2 separate regions of the Homo sapiens genome follow, and region 2 is linked to region 1. Evidence: chromatin loops called from intact Hi-C (ENCODE). Cell type or tissue: thyroid gland. All regions are shown on one strand. Links, peaks and the distances in the headings refer to the core of each region. The heading gives the core; the rest is flanking DNA.

The links. Peaks named below come from ENCODE experiments on the same cell type or tissue, not always from the same donor. Only the 100,000 strongest peaks of a DNase experiment are listed, where the experiment ranks them.
Region 2: a loop joins it to region 1, with 2.2 times the contacts of the local background. A loop is called at or near these places in 3 of 110 quality-filtered maps.

Annotation. Positions count from the first base shown.
Region 1 is chr2:222,312,613-222,322,984 of GRCh38, forward strand. It overlaps RNF228 (ring finger protein 228), which reads right to left and starts at 7,543. Exons shown (of 1, transcript NM_001395871.1): 1 at 1,536-7,543. The coding sequence starts at 7,453. The coding sequence ends at 6,416. It overlaps CT75 (cancer/testis associated transcript 75), which reads left to right and starts at 5,859. Exons shown (of 4, transcript NR_136642.1): 1 at 5,859-6,758. RefSeq lists enhancers at 5,552-6,147, 5,924-5,973 and silencers at 6,444-6,773, 7,414-7,723. In thyroid gland, for the core only: CTCF peaks have their summits at 5,503 and 6,631 (motif pointing right); DNase peaks (open chromatin) are centred at 5,609, 6,649, 7,249, 7,977 and 4 weaker places; H3K4me3 peaks cover 2,603 bases; H3K27ac peaks cover 1,095 bases; H3K27me3 peaks cover 327 bases.
Region 2 is chr2:222,406,251-222,416,622 of GRCh38, forward strand. No RefSeq gene overlaps it. Among named protein-coding and RNA genes, the nearest start is that of SGPP2, 13 kb to the right of the region's middle. In thyroid gland, for the core only: no CTCF peak of the experiment used is centred there; a DNase peak (open chromatin) is centred at 4,511; H3K27ac peaks cover 2,399 bases.

The sequences.
Region 1 (10,372 bases), core at 802-8,801:
GACTGCCGGAAGCTCGGCCTCTGTGCAAACCGAAGTATACCTGCACCCAAGAGCGTGGAAATAATTTACACGCTGAATGGCTACTATTAAAAAGGATCTTTTTAACAGATCTCCTGGCGAGTATTTTAAAACAGGACTCTGCGCTAGATCAGCTCGCCCGTCGGCAGCTGTCAGCGACCAGCCGACAAGCTGAGATTCCCCTTTCAGCTGTCACTGGCGATGACACCCACATCTATCACTGGCGATGTTTTGTTAATTTAACCTCGAGACTTCCCTGATTATCCGCATAATCCGTCCTCAAATCCCCTCGTTGTCACTGCATTTTGATGACACGGGGGACTTGGAAAGCACCTATTTTGTGGGGGATGGGGAAGCCCACAGAAAAGCCCCCTGATGGGGGAAGGAGCAACCGCCACCCCGCCCATGTGAGAAAAGAGCCCAGCAGCCAAATGCCGGTGCAAGTATTTACTTAACCTTCCTGAGAACGCAAAGGTAACCGGAGTGTGCGTGCGTGTGTGTGTGTGTGTGTGTGTGTGTGTGTGTGTGTCAGAGAGAGAGAGAGAGAGAGAGAGAAGCAACGTTTAAATAACCCTCCTTTGGTGATCCAAGACCACTTCCAAAACTCAAAATCTAAGCATTGCCTCAGCATCTCCCAATCGGTTTCTAAGATAGGGCACCTGGTGGCGTTTAGTTCATTAAAGTGAGATTAGGAAGACAGTCGCCTTTCAGTAAATACGTTAAATATAATGGCTTTCAAATTTGGCTGCACAATAATCTCACATGGGGTGCCTTTAAAAAATACCGATGCATCTCCTTCTCCGCTGCCCCGACCAATTAAATATATGTCTCTGGGGGCAGGAAGGGTGCTTCTGTAATTTCTTTTTAAGGCTCTCCAGGTAATTCTAACGTGCTAATAGGGTTGAGAACCTCCATAAAGCTCACGTCGGTGGATAAATTTGCTATGTGTGAATTTAATAGGAAATGAGCTTCTAGGGACAAATCATTTGCCTTGCGGAACTTGGCCCTCCAATTTTTTTCCGAGCAAAGACTGTCAATTCTCACTGGAAGGTAATTCTTCCCCAAACTTTGCATCAGATAGAACCTGCTCTCTACCTCTCAAATTTGACTACAAAATATTTTTAAAGTCACACAGTAGTGACACAAATGTGTTATTTATATATGATGGAGAATACTTGTTTATGTGCTATGAGATAGCTGAGTGGACCACATATTACCACAGTTCTTGAAATCATAGTTGTTGAAATAAAATTGTTCTATTCTTGCAGTGATTAAACATGCTCTCTTCTGTTTATTTTGTGGTATGTTTTGTAAGATTAAAAGCTAAGGGAACTTTTTGCATATTTTCTCCACTCTCTTCCTACTTCAATATCCCCCACTCAACCCCATGGAGATGTGGTATTTCTAAACCAAAGATAATCCAATTTTACATGCAAAGGCAGCTTAAAAAAAAAAAAAAGGAAGTGTGCACATTCTTCCTCAGCTCCTAGGAATATTCTTGGAAATTAGGCATTGAATATTCTTACTTCTCCAAGTATATTTTATAATCAGAAATTATTGTGAATTCATCACAGAAACAAACTTGTTTTTCTTTGGCATATTTCAGTCCGCTTAAGAGTACAGAAGGCTTAGAATCAAAACTGATTGGATGAAACAATGCCAATATATATTACAAAGCTTATCTTATATGGAAAATCAAAAGAGATCTCTAGCAGAGGATAAATTCAATTTCTTACACTTTCTTCATTCACATAACTTCAAACTAAGATCTGGCTGCAGTCATTTCTAACATTCATTTCAGAAATAGATACTACTGTAAATATTAGCTGCTCCTCAAACAAACTTGCACTATAACAAATACAATAAAAAACATATGATTTCAAAGGAAGACGTGTAATGCATATTTAGCAAGCATGCAGTTCATTGTCCATAAAGTGAATTTCATCATCTTTGTATAATAGCAGAAATGTGAAATACAAATATAGCTAACAGGAATTAAATGATTAAAGAGGGTACGAGTTGAATCACAGAATAACTGGGGGATTACTTAGTTATTAAGATCATAATAACTGGGAAATTGCTTAGTTATTAAGATCATAAAATTAGCAATTCTATGAATAACGATTTATTAAAACGGCAAAGATTGAATACTTAAGAAAACAGGGAGTAACAAATAGTAAGAAATTTAATAGATCTTTTTCTCATGTTGGAAATTCCACTGCAATGTGCTTTTTTCCCAGTTACGCAGGTGCTGCTAGCCTTGGAGGCGACAATGTAGACATGTTCACAAAGATACCTTAAAATGTCACACAATGCAGAACTGATTAAAAATGGAGGCCAAATGTCCTTTAGTCTCTCTAGCGGTTCCTATCGCTGAATATAAAACAGTAAGAGTTCCACTGTTATAGTGCTAATTTTTCTCAAAACTCAAAGTGCTTGCCATAAGTATTTTTTTTTTTTTGCCTTTCAAAAATTCTTATGAAGTAGGGAAGGAAACTATTTACCTAAGCCTCCCAGGATCTCAGGAGTTATGGTCAGTGTGAGTCTGGAAAGCCAAGTCACTTAAGATTAATTCCAGAGTGTCCCTTCAGCAGACTCAACAGAACATTTATCAGCCACTCACTATGTGCCCAGAACTGGTTAAGGCTTTGCAGATCAAATGGATGACCAGATAGACAAAGTTCCTGTTTATGTCTTTACATTCTGCAGGAGAGTGATGAAAAATGCAACTGATAACTAAGACTACTGCAAACAGTATAACACATATTATACAAAGTAAATCTCATTAAGAAAGTAAAACTGGGATAGATACCCACTGGGAATAGAGTGGCCAGGGCAGACCTCTCTGGGGAGGTAATATTAGACACTTGGAGACCTAAATAAAAGCAAGGTCCATATAGGGCTTTAGTTTCCAAAGAATTTTCATGAATTTACCCTCTTATGTGTACAAATCTTCACACCAACTCCATGAGGTAGGGGGCGCTGATACTCCCCACCCCTAATTTTATAGATGGGGAGCCTGAGACTCAAAGGAGGTTAAATGATTTTTAACGGTCTTTCCGACTAAAGAGAGAACCAATGTTCAGGCTTACACCTCCTGCCTGCAGATACTGACCCCAAATCCAATGTGCTTTCTAGATGTGCCTGTTGTTCACTAAATCATATTGTATTCAGAGACTGAATGTTTAATTCGCCACCTGCATCATGAGTTTCTTTCACCTGAAATGTAGATCCTATGAAAGCATGATGATGAGTCTAACCTGTAGCCCTAGAACCTAGGCAGAATGTGGCCCATGGGGACCAGGAGTTTCCAAGCAGGTACAGAGACCAGACCAGGCCTGGCTTTTTGTAGTGACTCTACTGGTAGTAGAGGTGTCCAGGATTGAATCAAGCTTTTCCAAGATGAAGAGTTGCCATGGGAAGGGAAAAAAAAATACCACTTTCACCAGGAATCCTCCAGACAACTTACTTGCTATTTCAACAATTACTTCTTAAACTCCTGCTTTGTCTAAGGTGCTGGTGTATAGGTGTTTCCACGTAAATATAAATGATTAAACCCAATCTGCTGAATGGAGAGAGGGGAGAGAGACCTGAATGCCAGATAACCACTAGAAACCAGACAGATATTTTCCATGACCACATCCTGCCACTCAGTTCCTGATGGCAAAATCAGAAATTAGCAATAAAGCATGGTAAGCCACAGAAAATCTCTCTCCATGTTTAGATACTGATCTGCTAAGTGTGTCTCTTTGACTTCAAAGTATTCTAACTCAAATTTCAATTACATGAAATTTACACGTGCAATCTATAATAGAAGCAAAATGTGGCTTCTGTTGCCATCGAGGTGATTCAAGAATGTATTTCTCAGTTATGAGGAATCTTTTAGGTTACATTATTGGCATACTTCTCTGGAGCACAAATAAACTCTAAAAAGAAACCTGGTGCCCAAAGTAACCTTAGACAGACTTCTAGGTTGCCAGTTTAGCACACATAAAAAACTCATGTGTGTGTACACATGTACAATGGTTACAGCCACAAAGCCAAGTTGTTACCAGTATGCATATATTTTATACATAATATATCTTTAAACATAAACCTAATACATACATATATACATGTGTAGCTGCACTTGTGCAACTCAACAGTTTTTAGTGCAAACAGAATCTTAGTAATGGAGGTAAATAAAGAATGAATAAGAGGTAAAAATGGATATAGAAGTAAAACACAAGACATGGGGGTATAAATAAATTAAAACTAAGTTCTGAAAAGTGACTTTTAGTAATAGAAACCTAAAAACATTTCATAGAAGGCAAGAACAAAGTCTGACAACAGAGTTTAGTTTTAGTGGACATTGTGGTAGTAAATATGTAAGTTACTTCTCTCTTCAGAATACAACAGATCTCACTGGGCCTTCCAGGGTCATTATTCCTAGAAATAATCCCACTAAATGCCCATCTTAGCAACGCACATTTCCATGTGTGAGTTATTTCTCTCTCAGCCCCATTTAAAAATGTGAAATTTGGATTTAGAAGGGGACATGTATTTAAGGAAGAGAAGTGCCACACAAATAATGGAGCAATTTTACCATGAAATTAATGTCATGAAAATAGATATTTCTATAAATACCTCTTGTTTTTATTATTAAGACAATGCAGACATAAAACACTTCATACTGTAGTTTCTACATTGCAGCCAAACCACTTATCAATGGCCAATAAATTACTTCACTCCTATGATAGATACAAATGCTCGATTCAAGTTCAATTAATAGAATAGTGTCAGGATATCATGCAGACAGCTTGCATAAATACTCGAGGAATAATAGCATACCTTCAGTAGATTCTGTGATTTTTAAGCATGAAAACTTTGTCTTATTCCAAATTTCAAAAGATGGAATAAAGAATGTTTTCATATAAAATACATTTGGAACAGTTTTCCTTCTTAAAAAAAAAGGCATCTAACCCACTTGCAACATATACTGGCAATTCATCTTTGTAGTTACAAAATCAGATAGATATATATTCTTTTTCATCTCATGTGACTGTATGTGAACATTTCAGTAATTCCAACAATATCAAACAGCTAAATTCAAAATCATATAATACTTTCTAATAAGTGTATACGATATATATCTTTTGTAGCCAAAGGCAGAAAGACCTTCAGTTAGTTGATTTCATGTTTGGGCACTAGTTTATATTTTATCAGATAATTAAAAGTCATTAGTTATTTCACAGTATAAAATATTGAATCAATTACCAACAGGCTTTTATTTTCTGCTCCTAATTTCGAAATGTATTTGGACTCGAGGTATGGGAATAATGTCACTGCTTATCAAACAATTTTCTGGAAATCTTAATGCACAAAAATTTCCAGATTTATATATTCAAAAATAAATTATATGTTAAATGAAATTAAGAAAAAAAGGCGAGGGGAAGGAGAAAATCTAGTTTATATTCTGTGTGAATAGCTTTCAATATCTTCCAGGTGGGGGCAACCGTAAGCCACTTTTGAGAGAAGGGAGAACAGGCTCTTTAAGCTCCCTGAGTCTAGTTACAGAAGACTTCCTGGCAGTAACACCGTGAATAAAACAACCACAAGCTTCCAGGAGATGAGACTTCTAGGCTCTGCTCCAGACAACACCCGGCCATGGGCAACAGGGCCCACCGCCCTGGGCGCGCCGCAGCCTCGGCCACTCCGAGTCGGCTCCGATCGCGCACGCGCGCCGTGCACCTGCCCCATCGCGCCCAGCTGCTGCCTGAGCTCCGGGCACGCCCGCGCTGTGCCGGCGGGGAGTGTCCGTCACTCTCAGCGCTCAGGATCTCTCCCTTTCCAGGACCGCTAGGAAGCAGGAAATCCTTTTCCTCTCACGTTTACATCCCATTCATTCTTCCTCCGGGCAATTCAAGTCCATTCACAGCCGCCACAGATGCACGTGTGCACGCGCGCAGCTGCACCTTTAAAGAAACTCTCAAGTCCTGGCGGCCAGAAAACCAGCTTTCAGGCGGGGCGGTGGGGCTCCCCCTCCCCTTGCTTCGTCTCTGCAGATCTTTGTGCTCTAGGGAGGGATGGCCGCACATTCTGACGAGGACGAGGGTGGTGCATAACGCGGAGGTCAATTTTGCACAGTCCAGGCAAAAGAGACCCCCCCCCCCCACCAACATCCCTTCCTGTTCAGTTTCCCTCTCTGGCCCAGCGCGAAGGGCGAGGGGCGACAGAAGCCCGAGGGACAGAAAACCGAGGCTCCTCAGTGGCCGAGTTGGGAGAGAGTGTGAGTCCAGGAGAGCCCGGGGGCAGCAGGGAGAGGGTGCAGAAGCTCGAGCGCACCGAGCCAGAGGCCCCCTCTTCTCCCGCCACGCGGGGCTGGAGGTGCAGGCGCCGGTTCCGCGGCGTGGCCCGGCTATGTGTCGCTCCTCCGCGCGCCGCCCGCCGCAGCCCGTGCCCTCGGGCCGCCGCCGCCGCCGCTGCCCCCCGTCGAGCCCGCGGCCGCACCCTCGGGCCGATACTTGAGCCAGCAGATGACCCAGGTGACAACGACCGAGAAGAGTGCCAGGATGCTGGCCACCGACAGGCAGATGGGCCCCACGGGCGAGGGCGAGGGCGACCCGGTGGCCGGTGCCTCGCCAGGGGGCGCCCCGCCTCCGGGGGTTCCCCCGCCGCCGTAGTGGTTGACGAAGATGAGGCCGGTGAAGAGCAGCACCACCATGGAGAGGAAGGAGAAGACCACGCACACGCAGCCAGCGGTGAGCGCCGCGCGCTTGCAGTTCTGGCAGCTGTCGTAGGCGCCCGGGGCGCGCAGGCCGGGGCGGGCTCGAGGCCCGGGGGCCGCGTCCTCGGCAGGCGGCGGCGGCGGCGGCTGCGGTGGGGCGGGGGAGGGCGGCGGTGGCGGGGCCGGGGTGGGCGGCGGGGCAGCAGCGGGCGCGGGCAGGCGCGCGGGCAGCGGCGGGAGGCGGTCCTGGGGCAGCGGGTCGTGCGCTGCGCGCAAAGCCAGCGGGAAGGCCTCGGCTAGCTTGGTGTTGTTGGGCAGGCCGTGCACGCGGCTGTCGGGCAGCGGCGTGCGGTGGCGGCACACCGGGCACGCGATGGCGCCGGGCGGGCAGAGCCAGGGCGGCGGGCGCGGCGGGCGCTCAGGCGCGGCGGCAGCGGCGGCGGCGGCGGCGGCGCGGAGCTGCAGCTGGCTCAGGCACTCCTGGCAGAAGGTGTGCAAGCACGCCAGCAGCTTGGGCGCGCGCCGGTCCGCGTCGAAGTAGTTGTAGCAGATTTTGCACTCGTAGTCCTCAAGCGGAGGGAGGCCGGAGACCGTCTCCGCTGCGTCCCGGGCTCCTGCGTCTCCGCAGTCCGGGGCTCCCTTCGCGGCGACCCCAGCTCCCTCCCGGCTCCCGGGGCTGCTGCTTGGGCTCTGCTGGCTGCCGCCGCTGTCGCTCGCCGGCGCTGCCATGGCATGATCCGCCCCTCATCGGGGGCAAGGTGAGGTGCCTTCCTCCCCCTGCACCGCCGCCTGGGCTCCGGGCGGGGAGGAGGCGCTTCTGCCTCCCCCCTCTGACTGCTGTCGCCTGGCGGGGGAGGCACCGCTGGCTGGGCCAGGCGGGGGCGCAGCAGCGACCGCCTCCCCCTCCCGCCTCCCCGTCCCCCGCCCCCGGCGCGTGCACCACGGTCCCTCCCCGTCCCTGGGCTCCTCTGCAGTCCCCCTCGGCCTTCTCAACGCAGCTTTCCCAGCAGCTTAGGATATCGGTTTTTGTTGGACTTGAAATTGGGAGTTGAGGGCGGCCTGGAGGCGCTCGGGAAGGAGATTTGGGGTGCGGCTGCTTATAAAGATGTTGCCTTTTACCCCAGCAGTCCCCCGCCCCCTACGCGGGGTGGTGGCAGGAAACCGGTTCCTGAGTTTTCCTTCTTTCTCTTCCTCGACACGACCTCCCCACCAGTGTGTTTCTGTTTATCCTCCTCGCCCGGGGGCTGGGTCCCTGGCGAAGCCTCGTTTTCACCCACCCACCCCCAAGCCAGAGCTCACCAGTGATGTAATGCGGGACCCGCGCGGGGAGGGGAAACGGCAGCCTCAACCGCCTGGCAGCGGCGGTTTCTTCTCTTCGTGAAAATCGTGATCTCATCTCTCCGTCCATGGGCGAAAAAACAGCCATCACCAGGCCATTCACGCTTTGTGCTTTTGTTAGCAGAGCCCAGGCAGCCCTGCAGCCCACATCTAGGGTACAAACGGAACGGCGGCGTTTTCCTTGTATCATTTAGAGGAAATTTTTGAGCTGAACAGTATTTTTTTTCTCCCTCTCTCTCTCTCTGAAATATTGCTGAGATTTAAAGGAGGACGAAGACAACAGATTCATAGCTGGGTCTTGCTGTTTTCCTGACGCTGACCACAGCGGATCTAGGTGGCTATTTCGTTGGTGCACAGGCGTTCACAGAGGCAGAGAGGGGAGAAAGTTGTCAAACAGATTCACAGACTGTCAAAGTGCGGCTTAAACCGAGTTCCTGGGCTCCCTCACTGGCTTCGTCCACTTAAACTTTTAACGTACACATGTAGAGAGCTGAAACTCCAGGGGTAACATGGGACAGGTCCTCTTGATTTAATGAAAACAGAAGATCAACTGGACCGGGTAGCAAGAAATAAGGCTTAAGAAGCACTGGGTAGGTGACAGGAGTGGTGGGCTTGAGGACCAACTGAGGGGTGGTGTTCAGATACTCCTAACCAGAAAGTCTGTCCCCCGATTTCTCCAGGTTGGGCCTCACCCTATGAGCAGGGAACCCACCTTCCCCCTCAACAAAAGAAAAGATGACTTTGGAATGTTCTGGATTCCCACAGCTGGGAATGTTCCTACTTTTTTTTCAGTTTCTCTGCAGAAGACAGCAAGATGCCCCAGGGAATGTTTGTGAAAAAGGATGACTGGATGGGAAGCAAGCTGAAGAAAAAGAAGGAAAGAAAGAGAGAAATCAGTAAATCACCACACAAGAGGTGGAGAAGAGGACTTATAAATATTGTTTCTATGACATTTGAAAATAAATGTTTTACTCCATGCTAATAGTGAATGTGATGTCTTCAGTTTGAAGGGCTTTAAGTGAAGCTCATTAAAACCCACTATTTTCCATTTCCTAGTTTTTAATTTTGTAATTATTACTTGGGGTAATAACATTCTTTCAATTTTTTAAGCATTTCACTTAGTGATGGGGTGGTGATCAGAGAGGGTGGGTTGAGGGGACATCCTGAGAAGGCCTTAGTCTGGCCTTGGAATATTACAAAGTGACACTAACCTAACTATAGGAAGTGGCTTTCTGTCCTCTTTCCCTCATTTAGTTGTATGATTGGGAAAAGCCTGAAAATGCTCATTTATGCAGTGTTAAACTGGGTTCTTGTGCTTTAAGCCTTGAGTAGCTGTGTGCTGAGATGAGACGTAATGCTGATGTAGGACATATTTAAAACAGAGTATCTGGGAGAAGAGAAGCACATGAACAGGAGGGCTAGTGTGGCCTCCATACCAAGTGACTAAAAATAGTTCTGAAGGTCTGTATGTTTGAATATGGTGTGCATATGGGCAAAACACTTAAGATTTTGAAGCTTCACTTTATTATGCATTCTCACCATTGAATGACAGACTTGAGGAACAGAGTGTAGGATGACACTGGGCTTTCTCAAGCTCAGCATAATTGACATTTGGAGCTGGATAAGTCTTTGATGTGGGGCTGTTCTGGGCATTGTTCAATGTTTAGCAGCATCTCTGGCCTCTACACACTTGATCTCAGTAACACCTCTCCCCAGTTGTGACAACCAAAAATGTCTCTGGTTGAGGACCATGGAGCTACCACAAAGTCACAGATTTGGTTAAAGTGAAACCAAAAGCAGTAATATCTTACAGCTCCTAACTAGTGTAAGATAGCATTCTCAAAGAATTTAATGACTACAGGCATTTCTTCTATAGCTCATGGTCATTTAGATAATACTGAACTCTCTTTGAGAGGTCCAGTACAGCTTTTGTCAATAACACATCCTGTTGATGGAGTCATAAACAATTGCGAGAATTTGGTTAACCATAGTAAAATTTACTGTCTGAGTTTGGATAGGTTTTTCAGAGGAGCCCAAATCAATTATTTTATATCCTAGAGTCAATCATTCATTTTTAGGACTCTTAAAAATGCCATGTGGGGCTTCTGTAGGTACAGGGAGGAGGCGTGACATTGCTAAAGAGTGTGAGTTTGTGTGACACAGGCCATAGACACCTGCCTTAACAGACTGTCAGGCCAGTGCCAGTGTCACCTGAAGGTTTAAGTAGTAAAGCCTGGTCATTCATGTAGGAATTAGAGTTCCACTTTAGAGAAAGATGTATTGAAAGGGATCAGAAACAAGGAACTCGGC
Region 2 (10,372 bases), core at 168-8,167, 93 kb after region 1:
GTTTGAATCCAAGTGTGCCTGACTCAAACCTGCTCCACCAGCTCATGTTGCCTCTCAGCATTATTAGTAATAGAAAGGGCATTATTAGCAATAAAAAGAAGCCTGTTATTAGCAATGAGAAAGCACTATGCACGAAAATTATAAACTAGTATTCTGTTAATTATTCTTCTGAGTAGATAAGTATTTGTTATTTAAGTAAGACTACATACCTTATTAAAGTTTCCAGTAAACATATTGACTCCCCTTGAGAGAAGCTGCTGCAAATGTCAAGATGGGTAAAATTTAAACACACATAAGGAAATTCAGATACAGGATTGTTTGCTAACAGACACTAATTATACTAAAAAAGGCAAGAAGATTTGGAGACCAAACATATGACTAAATTAGATGATACAGATGCCGCTGCAGTCTCTTCCACTGCATTCTAGATTCTAGGCGGAGGACTGTTGATTTCTTTTTGGATTGAATGTTGAGACTCTTCTGATATGGTTTGGCTTGTGTCCCCACCCAAATCTTGAATTGTAGCTCCCAAAATTCTCACGTGTTGTGAGAGGGACCCGGTGGGAGATAATCGAGTCATGGAGGTGGTTCCCCCGTACTGTTCTCGTGATAGTGAATAAGTCTCAGGAGATCTGATGGTTTTATAAGGTGAAATCCCTTTCACTTGGTTCTCATTCTCTTTCGTCTGCCACCAGGAAAGATGTGGCTTTCATCTTCCACCATGATTATGAAGCCTCCCCAGCCATGTGGAACTGTAAGTCCATTAAACCTCTTTTTCTTTATAAATTAACCTAGTTTCCGGTATGTCTTTATCAGCCGTGTGAAAATGGACTAATACATCCTCCAAATGAACAACATTGTTAACTGGACTTTCTTGTTTTAAATGGAGTGGTTGAAAATGCAAATACTTCCGGGGGCAAGCTGGCAATAAAATAAGTGATGGGGCAAGATATAAAATAATACGAAGTGGTGAGAACTGTGCAAAAGCCCACAGTAACGCCTTGCCCAAAGAGAGCAGCAGATGATCAGCTTGAGAGATTCTTCACAGTGAATGTTGGCCCAGGGATGTCAGATCTTCCAGCTTTTTAAGGTGAAGATAGAGATCTATATTTTACATAAAATCATCTGATATTTTATTTTCCACTTCTTTATTTTTTCAAATTGACAACAATTCTATATATTTATGGCATACAGCAGGATGTTTCGAAACGTGTTTATGATGTGGAATGACTAAATCAAGCTAATGAACATATGTATTACCTCACATACTAATTTCTGTGTGGCAAGAACACTTAAAATCTGCTTTTTTTTTTTTTTTTTTTGAGACAGAGTCTTGCTCTGTCGCCCAGGCTAGGGTGCAGTGGCGTGATCTCAGCTCACTGCAACCTCCGCCTCCCGGGTTCAAGCATAAAATCTGCTTTCGTATTAACTCCAGTCACCATGATGTACAATAGATCTCTTGACCATATTCCTTCTGTCTAGCTGAAATTTCGTATCTTTTGACCAACACCTCTCCCAACACCCTCAGGCTCTAGTAACCACCATTTTACTCTCTGCCTATATGAGTTCAACTTTTTCAGATTCCACATATAAAAGAGATCATTAAGTATTTGTCTTTCTGTGTCTGGCTTATTTCACTTAATGTCCTCTAGATTCATTTATGCTGTCACAAATGACAGGATTTTCTTCTTAAGGCTGACATACTTCATTTTGTGTTACATACCACATTTTTTACCCATTCATACATAATAAAGACTTGGGTTGATTCCATATCTTGGTGGTTGTGAATAATGCTGCAATGAACATGGAGGTGCAGATATCTCTTTGATACATCAATTTCATTTCCTTTGGATATATTGGTATATACCCATTCCTGGGATTGCTGGATCATATACGGTTGTTCTAGTTTAGTTTTTTTGAGGAACCTCCATACTATTTTCCATAATGGCTGTACTAATTTACCTTCCCTCCTATGAAATCATCTGATTTTTAAAGACTGGCAATTAATTCCATTTTTTAAGATGACAGTGTGGGCCAGCCTCTTTAGATGTTGGTTCCTGTGTATTAATAGTTCTCACATTTGTCTACAGACTCTGCTGAATTAATGCTGATGTCTCATCCAAAGCCATGGTATAGTCTGCAGGTCATTTTGGTTCTGAGAATCTATATTGGCAGGCATGATGGTCGGGGCCTTTGTACAAAGTAGGCACTGCAGGCCTATGTGCACAGGCCACTTACAAGATTGATCATCTGCCCACTGCAGACAGACGTTTTAGTTGGATAGACCTTGATTAACCTGCCCATGGATGTTGGAGAACCCTGAGATCCAGAGGGGTTATAGCACATGTCCAGCATCTCACACTGCTCCCCTCCCTACCCTGGGCCCTTCTCACCACCACAAGATGACTTAGTAGATTACTTGGTTGGAAACAAAAAAAAAATGAAAATAATTCTGTTGTTTATCAGGCGAGTTTGGCAGAGATATTGTTAACTTTGAAAGAAAGATATGCTTGAGATACCTGGTGGCTCACAGCCACCTTTAAATGATTGTAATCTCTCAGTATAATTACAATCTCTTTTGTGTAAGCATCTTAGAAACCTGCTTCTCTCACTAACCAAGCCTGACCAGTTAGGACAGTTTTAAAAGAACAATAAATCCTTTAAATCACTAAAGCAATACATGTATGTGAAAAATTCAAGCAAATGCCACGTAGAGTCAAAATTAAAAGTCTCCCTTGGCTCCTGTTCCATACCTCTTCCCACAGGTAGCTGGTGTCAGCCAATGAGTGTTTTTCCCTTTTCCTATTCTTTTGCATGTGTGCACACACACATATACACATACACACAAAAATGTGTATTTTAATATTTTAGACATAAATAGACGTAAATAGCAACATGCTGTATATGTGCTGCATTATTCTGGGACTTGCTTTGTTTATTAGACAATGTGTTTTGAGTGTAACTATCTGTGAAGTTTTCCAATCAACTTTTAGGTTTTAGGAAGTTGAATATGTGCATAAAGTACAACCAAAAGTTGTACTTTATAGATTTATAGATTTGGAAGCTTATCCAGAGCTACATGAGGCTTTAAAATTTTTTGATAACTAAGTGCCACAGCTGTACCCATATCCATATAATAAACATGGTCTTGGAAAGTACTGTTTACTGAATTTGCAAATTGAATGATGTTATAAAAATGTCCAGAAAGCTGACTATTGGGAAGGATCCTACAGTGATTTCTTTTTTTAAAAAAAATTTTATGTATTTATTTTGAGATTTAAAAAATATCAGATTCACATTTATTCATGCTAAAGATTTAATGAATGGGCCATACTTTCTATTTTTGGCAATCTCAATAATATGCCTTTTGGAACTGAAGGCAAAATATGCCTTTTTGCAGAAATGCCATATTATTTGAGTTTTTCTTTTTTTAACTTTTAGTTTCAGGGGTGCAGGTGCAGTTTTGTTATATAGGTAAATTGCATGTCATGGGGATTTGGCGTACGGATAATTTCATCACCCAGGTAATAAGCGTAGTACTCAATAGATATTTTTTTTTTCTGATTCTCTCCCTCCTCTTATCCTCCACCAAGTAGGCCCCAGTGCCTGTCATTCCCCTCCTTGCATCCACATTTTCTTCATTTACTCCCACTTGTCCTTTTTTTTTTTTTTTTTTTGAGAGACAGGGTCTATTTGCCCAGGCTGGACTCAAACTCCTAGGCTTCAAGCAATCCTCCTGCCTTAGCCTTCCAAGTAGCTGGGCCCACAGGTATGAACCCCCCACACCTAGCTCAATCTTTTCACTGTTGATTGTTTTGCTATGCAGCAACTTTTTAGTTTGATGTAGTCTCACTGGTTTATTTCTGTTTTTGTTGCCTATTTAACTGTTTTTGTTTAAAGTGAGGTTTTAAGCTGAAATTTCTCTCAGCCTGAGAGTTTTAAAAAGGAGAATTTCGGTTTGATGATTTATTGAACATGTCCAAATAGAAAAAAAGACATTTTTCATGAAAGAGAAGAAAGGGATTCACCCTCAACAGCAGAAGATGAGTGCCATGGTTTATATTTCAAAATTCTGGTGACCTGGATAGTCCATGGAGCTGAGGCTTTGACCAATTCGTTAACAAATGATAATGCCTCTAATCTGATAAAGCTATTAATCCTCAAGTATTTACGTAACACAGATGCAAAGATATGAATTAGTGTTTTTTTAAAAAAACTGTCAGTTACCAAATTCATATACAGGAGTTTGCAAATTTTGAAAGGGCTGTGTGTCAAAAGTTTGCTTGGCTTTCAAAACGCATTGCCCAAATAAAGTGGCTAGATTTCCAGCAAAGTCCAGGAGGCAATCTGATGTATACACGAGGTGAAATAGTATCAGTAGATCACTGAGTTCCAGAATCTCTTAGGAGCCCCAGATCCTGCAGCCCTCTACAACATTCCAAGGCCCTGACATGGGTAGGAATTGGTAGTTTCCATGGCAGTAGCAAGCAGACTCTGCAGAGAGGTGGGTGGGGCTTTGGTGATCTAGTGACTGTGAAGCGAAGGTAGGAAGCAGCTCAGGTTTCAGTCCTAGAGCCTCTCTTTCCATTTCTGCCAGTTTCTGGCTGTCTAGCCCTCTTCAAACAACAAATAACAGAAATAAGGAATTTGTTGACAAGTGAGTTGTCTGGAGAGCTACGGGTGACAGTGGAGGGTTTTTCTCCCTTTCCATGGCAACTCTCATCATCTTGGAAAAGCTTGATTCAATCCTGTACACATCTTCAGCTCATGAGTGAGAACTATCAGTAGAGTCACTACAAGAAGCCAGATCTGGTCTGGTCTGCGTACCTGCTTAAAAACTCCCAGTCTCCATGGGCTGGATTTTGCCTGGGTTCTGAGGCCTCATGTTAGAGTTATCATCCTGCTTTTATAGTACCTACATTTCAGGTGAAAGAAACTCATGATACAGATGATGAATTAAACATTCAGCCTCTGAATACAATATGATTTAGTGAACAACATGCACATCTAGAAAGCACATTGGGTTTCGGGTCTAAAGATCAGTATCTGCAGCCAGAAGTTGCAAGTGTGAATATTGGTTCTCCCTTTAGTTGAAAAGGCCTTTAGAATTCATGTAACCTCTTTGAGTCTCAGGCTCAATTGGGGGTGGGGAGTATCAGTCCCACCTACCTCATGAGGTTGGTGTGAAGATTTGTACACATAAGAGGGTAAATGTATGAAAATGCTTTGGAAACTAAAGCTCTATGTGAAACTTGCTCTCATTCAGGTCTCCAAGGGTCTAATATTACCTACCCAGACAGGTCTAATAGGTGAATTTTGGGTTCCCTGAGCTACCCAAAAGCAGGAAAAACCTTACAGTGGCTGGAACCAGGCACCAGAGAGCTATCTTTCAGGGGTTGTTTGCTCACCTTGGACTTATCCATATGGCTGCTTTATTTTTCTCTCATTTCCACATGACAGAGTTATCTGCTCCACAGTGCGGTCTCCAGTTTTTAAATTTTCTTCTCTTTAGTGCAGCAGATACTGATTGGGATCTCTGAATCCAAATTCCCAAAGAGGGAGCATGTGATGAGCCCAGATTTGGCCAGGTGTCCAGCCCAGGGCCAATTAGTTCTGGCCAGGGCCTGGGTCATCTGGCTCAAACATGGTGGCCAATCTCCTCTCCCCATTCCTTCCTCCTCCCATGGGTAGATTATGGGTAGAAGAGGAAAGAAGTTCTCTCATAAAAGCATTGTGAGATGGTAGATGGTGGGCCTCACAAAATGTATCTAATACATTTTGTAGCTTGGGGAGAAATCACTCCACATCTCCAAGCCTCAGTTTTCTTTTCCATAAAATGGAGATTAAAACCACTTTTGCACCAGGAATGTTGTAGAATTTAAATGTAATAATTTGAAAATGAGTCATGAACTCCAAGAGCTCTAAAAAATGTGATGTCTTACTCTTAGCCAGAGCAACTAAGTATTTATTTAGCGCTTATTACTCATGAAGAATACTTTTCAATACAAAAGTGAAAAGTAGAGATAAATCCAAGGAATAGAGTGTAGTTTAGTAATGAAGATCACTGGTTTTGGAGTCAAACAGATTTGGGTTCAATTGTCCTTGTAACCACTTACCAGTTGGGTGGCTTTGGCCAAGTTTTCTATCTCTGAGCCTCAGTTTCCTCACCTGTAAAGTGAGAGTATTAGTCTTAATTACAGCCTCTATAGCCTCTATAGTTTGCTGAGAATGATGGTTTCCAGCTTCATCCATGTCCCTACAAAGGACGTGAACTCATCCTTTTTTATGGCTGCATAGTATTCCATGGTGTATATGTGCCACATTTTCTTAATCCAGTCTATCACTGTTGGACATTTGGCTTGGTTCCAAGTCTTTGCTATTGTGAATAGTGCCACAATAAACATACATGTGCATGTGTCTTTATAGCAGCACGATTTATAATCCTTTGGGTATATACCCAGTAATGGGATTGCTGGGTCAAATGGTATTTCTACTTCTAGATCCCTGAGGAGTCGCCACACTGACTTCCAGAATGGTTGAACTAGTTTACAGTCCCACCAACAGTGTAAAAGTGTTCCTATTTCTCCACATCCTCTCCAGCACCTGTTGTTTCCTGACTTTTTAATGATCACCATTCTAACTGGCGTGAGATGGTATCTCATTGCGGTTTTGATTTGCATTTCTCTGATGGCCAGTGATGATGAGCAGTTTTTCAAGTGTCTGTTGGCTGCATAAATGTCTTCTTTTGAGAAGTGTCTGTTCATATCCTTTGCCCACTTTCTGATGGGATTTTTTGTTTTTTTCTTGTAAATTTGTTGGAGTTCTTTGTAGATTGTGGATATTAGCCCTTTGTCAGATGAGTAGATTGCAAAAATTTTCTCCCATTCTGTAGGTTGCCTGTTCACTGTGATGGTAGTTTCTTTTGCTGTGCAGAAGCTCTTTAGTTTAATTAGATCCCATTTGTCAATTTTGGCTTTTGTTGCCATTGCTTTTGGTGTTTTAGACATGAAGTTCTCAAAGCTTATTTAGAGGTCACATATAAAACAAGGTAAAAGGAACGAGGAAATAAGAAAGATGTAAAGAAAGTTATAAAAGTAAAGACTTTTTTTTTTTTTTGGTAGGAAAGCTTAAAGAGAAATAATTTCATACAAGAAAGACTCTTGTATGGTAAATTAATACCAAAGTAAAATGACTGGTTGTTGAAGACAGAGAGATGCTCAAGACAAACCAGAAAGTCTAAGCATGTCATGAACAGTCTATGTATGTCACAAGAGGATTTATTTTTAAAAAACTTTTATATAATCAAGTTGTCATATTATTATTAAGTTTTGGTTTGCTTAGGAAAAAAATCTGAGAATAAATTTTTTTATTAAGGTTATTATATCTGCATATCTCTCTGTATGCCCTTTCAAAGGGCTTGTGACATTGAGTTACAGGGCTTTGACTCCTGGGCCTGAAAAGTACACCAAGCCCTGCTAAATTTTAAACACTTACAGCAATTAAAGCCCCATCTTCAGGCCCTGTAGAAAATGCCATCAAAATAAACTGCATTCTTGAGACACAGGGCCAGAAATTAAAGCTATTCAACTCCTCAAGGCCCAGGGACTATCATGGAAGAGGTGAGCATGTGAGATTGTAAGGGCCAATTTTGAGAGATAAAATAAGTTCAGTTTCTCTATAAATTAATCATCAATGTCAAAAGCATACTAATGTAAGACCAGCATCTGGGCCCCTGTGTCAGAGTAACAGTTTTCTTGAAGCATTAATTGACTGCTTAATAAAGGTTATAAAAGTTATAAAAGGCTTATGGAAGTTATATCTTATGGTTAAGATTAAAATTTTATAGATTGTTTATATAATTTTGAAAAACAAATTTAATTGGCTTCATGCTGTTTTTATTAGGGCTTATTGTTTGGGAAATTAAGTCTCCTCTCTCAAAGAGTGAAGGTTTTCACCTTTTTTCAGAATTCTTGAGTTATCACTTCGGTTAAATGAAATGTACAATGACCTGTGATGCTATTTTGTGATATCAAGTGTTTTACACCTTTGATATTTGACAAACTTTCCAAATCAAATTATAAATTATGTCTTTTTCTGACCTAATTAATTCTTTAGGATATGATGTTCCCTATAGTTCAAAAATGACATATTTGGCTTATTTGGTATGAAATTATACAGGAAACATTGTCAAATATAAAATGGTGCTTAGTTTTCTTTGGGCTGTGCTTGTGTAAATATGTCATTGGTATGTATTCCAAAATTATGGAAAACTCCTATAATTCTGATATGACTTACTGTACATTATCAGTAATAATTACAATTGTTATGTTAAATTATTGTGTGCCACAGAGGTAACAAATTCCTTTGTCAATTGTTTCTTTGACTATGGCTGCCCTAAAACTTTTTGTCATCCATGGACAATTGTTCTTTGGTTTTTGTCCTCTTTAGAAGGTGGTTTTATAATCAGCTATGAAACTCTAATGGGTACTCTTGAATGCAGGTTTCTAATAACTTTGGAGATTGTGATATCAGAATAGAGAAAAAACTTTCAGGGCTCATGGAGATCTGAAATGTTCATGAATATCAAGGAGAAGTAATATTTTTAACTTTTTGCTTAAAAAGTTGCTGATCCTTTGTTTCGTTTTTCAGGGTCAAGAAAAGTTTTAAACTATTTACATTAAAGCTTTTAACAATTGAGTAAAGTGTACTCCTATGAACAAAATTTGGATCATATTTGCTTTCTTTCTACCTGATTTCTCCAGAATTCGGAAACTATTTGTGAGTTTCCAAATAGTTTGGAAAGAATAGTTTCCAAAGAATAGTTTGGAAACTACTCTTAACTTATGGCAATAAAGTTATGTGTATAAGTGCAGTAAGAATCTGTTTTCATTTATAATAGGACACAATTAGAGCAACTGGTTACCTTACCAACACTTCTACTGGAATGGTGTGTTTTCCTTTGAGGAGTCAAACTTGACTTATAGAGCCAGTAAAAGTGCCTTTGGAAAACTGGCCTCGTGCTTGTCTACACAGTCCCTGTACAGGGTTCCTGACCTGTGGTAAGTAAAGAATGTCACTTTCTGACAGGCTTAGGAGCCCCAAGTTTTATCTTGGAACCTCAAGAGGAGAGGATCACCCAACTCATAAGTATTTGATGGTACAAATCCATGGCTGGGCTCAGCTTTAAAAATATCTGATTGCCTAAAGTCTTATCTGAGATTCCTTCCATGGAACAAAGTCCTATCAAAGCCAATTTAAAAGCTTATGTAAAAAGTAATTATTCTTGCTGCACTGTATACAAATAATTAGGCCAAGTATAATAAAGCAAACCAGGCATACCATGATTTGCCTTTAGTAGCAATGAGAAACTGGAGAGAGAAAAATTAAGTTTCAAAAACTATAGTGGATCTGTTATTAGATTCCAGTCTTTCCTAATGTTTTTCAATTTTTATTATTTTCTACAGTTTGGACTGAATTTTAATTTTACTAGGCTACAAGTCTTCAAAATAATGTTTTTAATTTTTTTCCTTCTTTTTTTTTCCTGTTTTTCCTAATTTGGAGTCACTGAAAACTAAGCTGTGTTTTCATAAAGCCCTGTAATCCAAAGCTAGACAACTTCAACTTCAGAAGAAAGTAACAGCCTATTTGCATACATAAGCCACTTTCATACCTGCCTACTGATGTATGGACTTCAGAGTAATGTGGCCTATATTGATTTTCCAGGATTGTTCTTTTGTTTGTTGTTTTCTCCTTTTCTCCCCCTACTTTCTCTTCATAGGACATGAGACTTCACAACCTTCTTAAAATGAGCTTTCCTAATAACTCAGGACCTACCCCTCTAGGAACAAACCATCCTTGCCCTGAGAGACCAGACAAAACCTGAGACCAGAGACTCATTTTCTTCTAAAATGCTTTCTCCAAAAGATTTTTAAAAAGAAAATTGGGGAAATGTGACAGGAAAATACCTTGGGGCCCCAAAATCACTTGGCTAAAGGGAGGAATCAAGCTGGGAGCTGCTTAGGGCAAACCTGCCTCCCATCCTATTCAAAGTCACCCCTCTGCTGACTGAGATAAATGCATATCTGATTGCCTCCTTTGGAGAGTCTAATCAGAAACTCAAAATAATGCAACCATTTATCTCTTATCTACCTATGTCCTGGAAGCACCCTACTCACTTCAAGTTGCTTCGCCTTTCCAAACCAAACTAATGTTCGTTTTACATGTTGATTGATGTCTCATGTCTCCCTAAAATGTATAACACCAAACTGTGCTCTGATCACCTTGGGCACATGTCATCAGGACCTCCTGAGGCTGTAGCATGTGTCTGCAACCTTGGCAAAATAAACTTGCTAAACTGATACCTGTCTCAAGT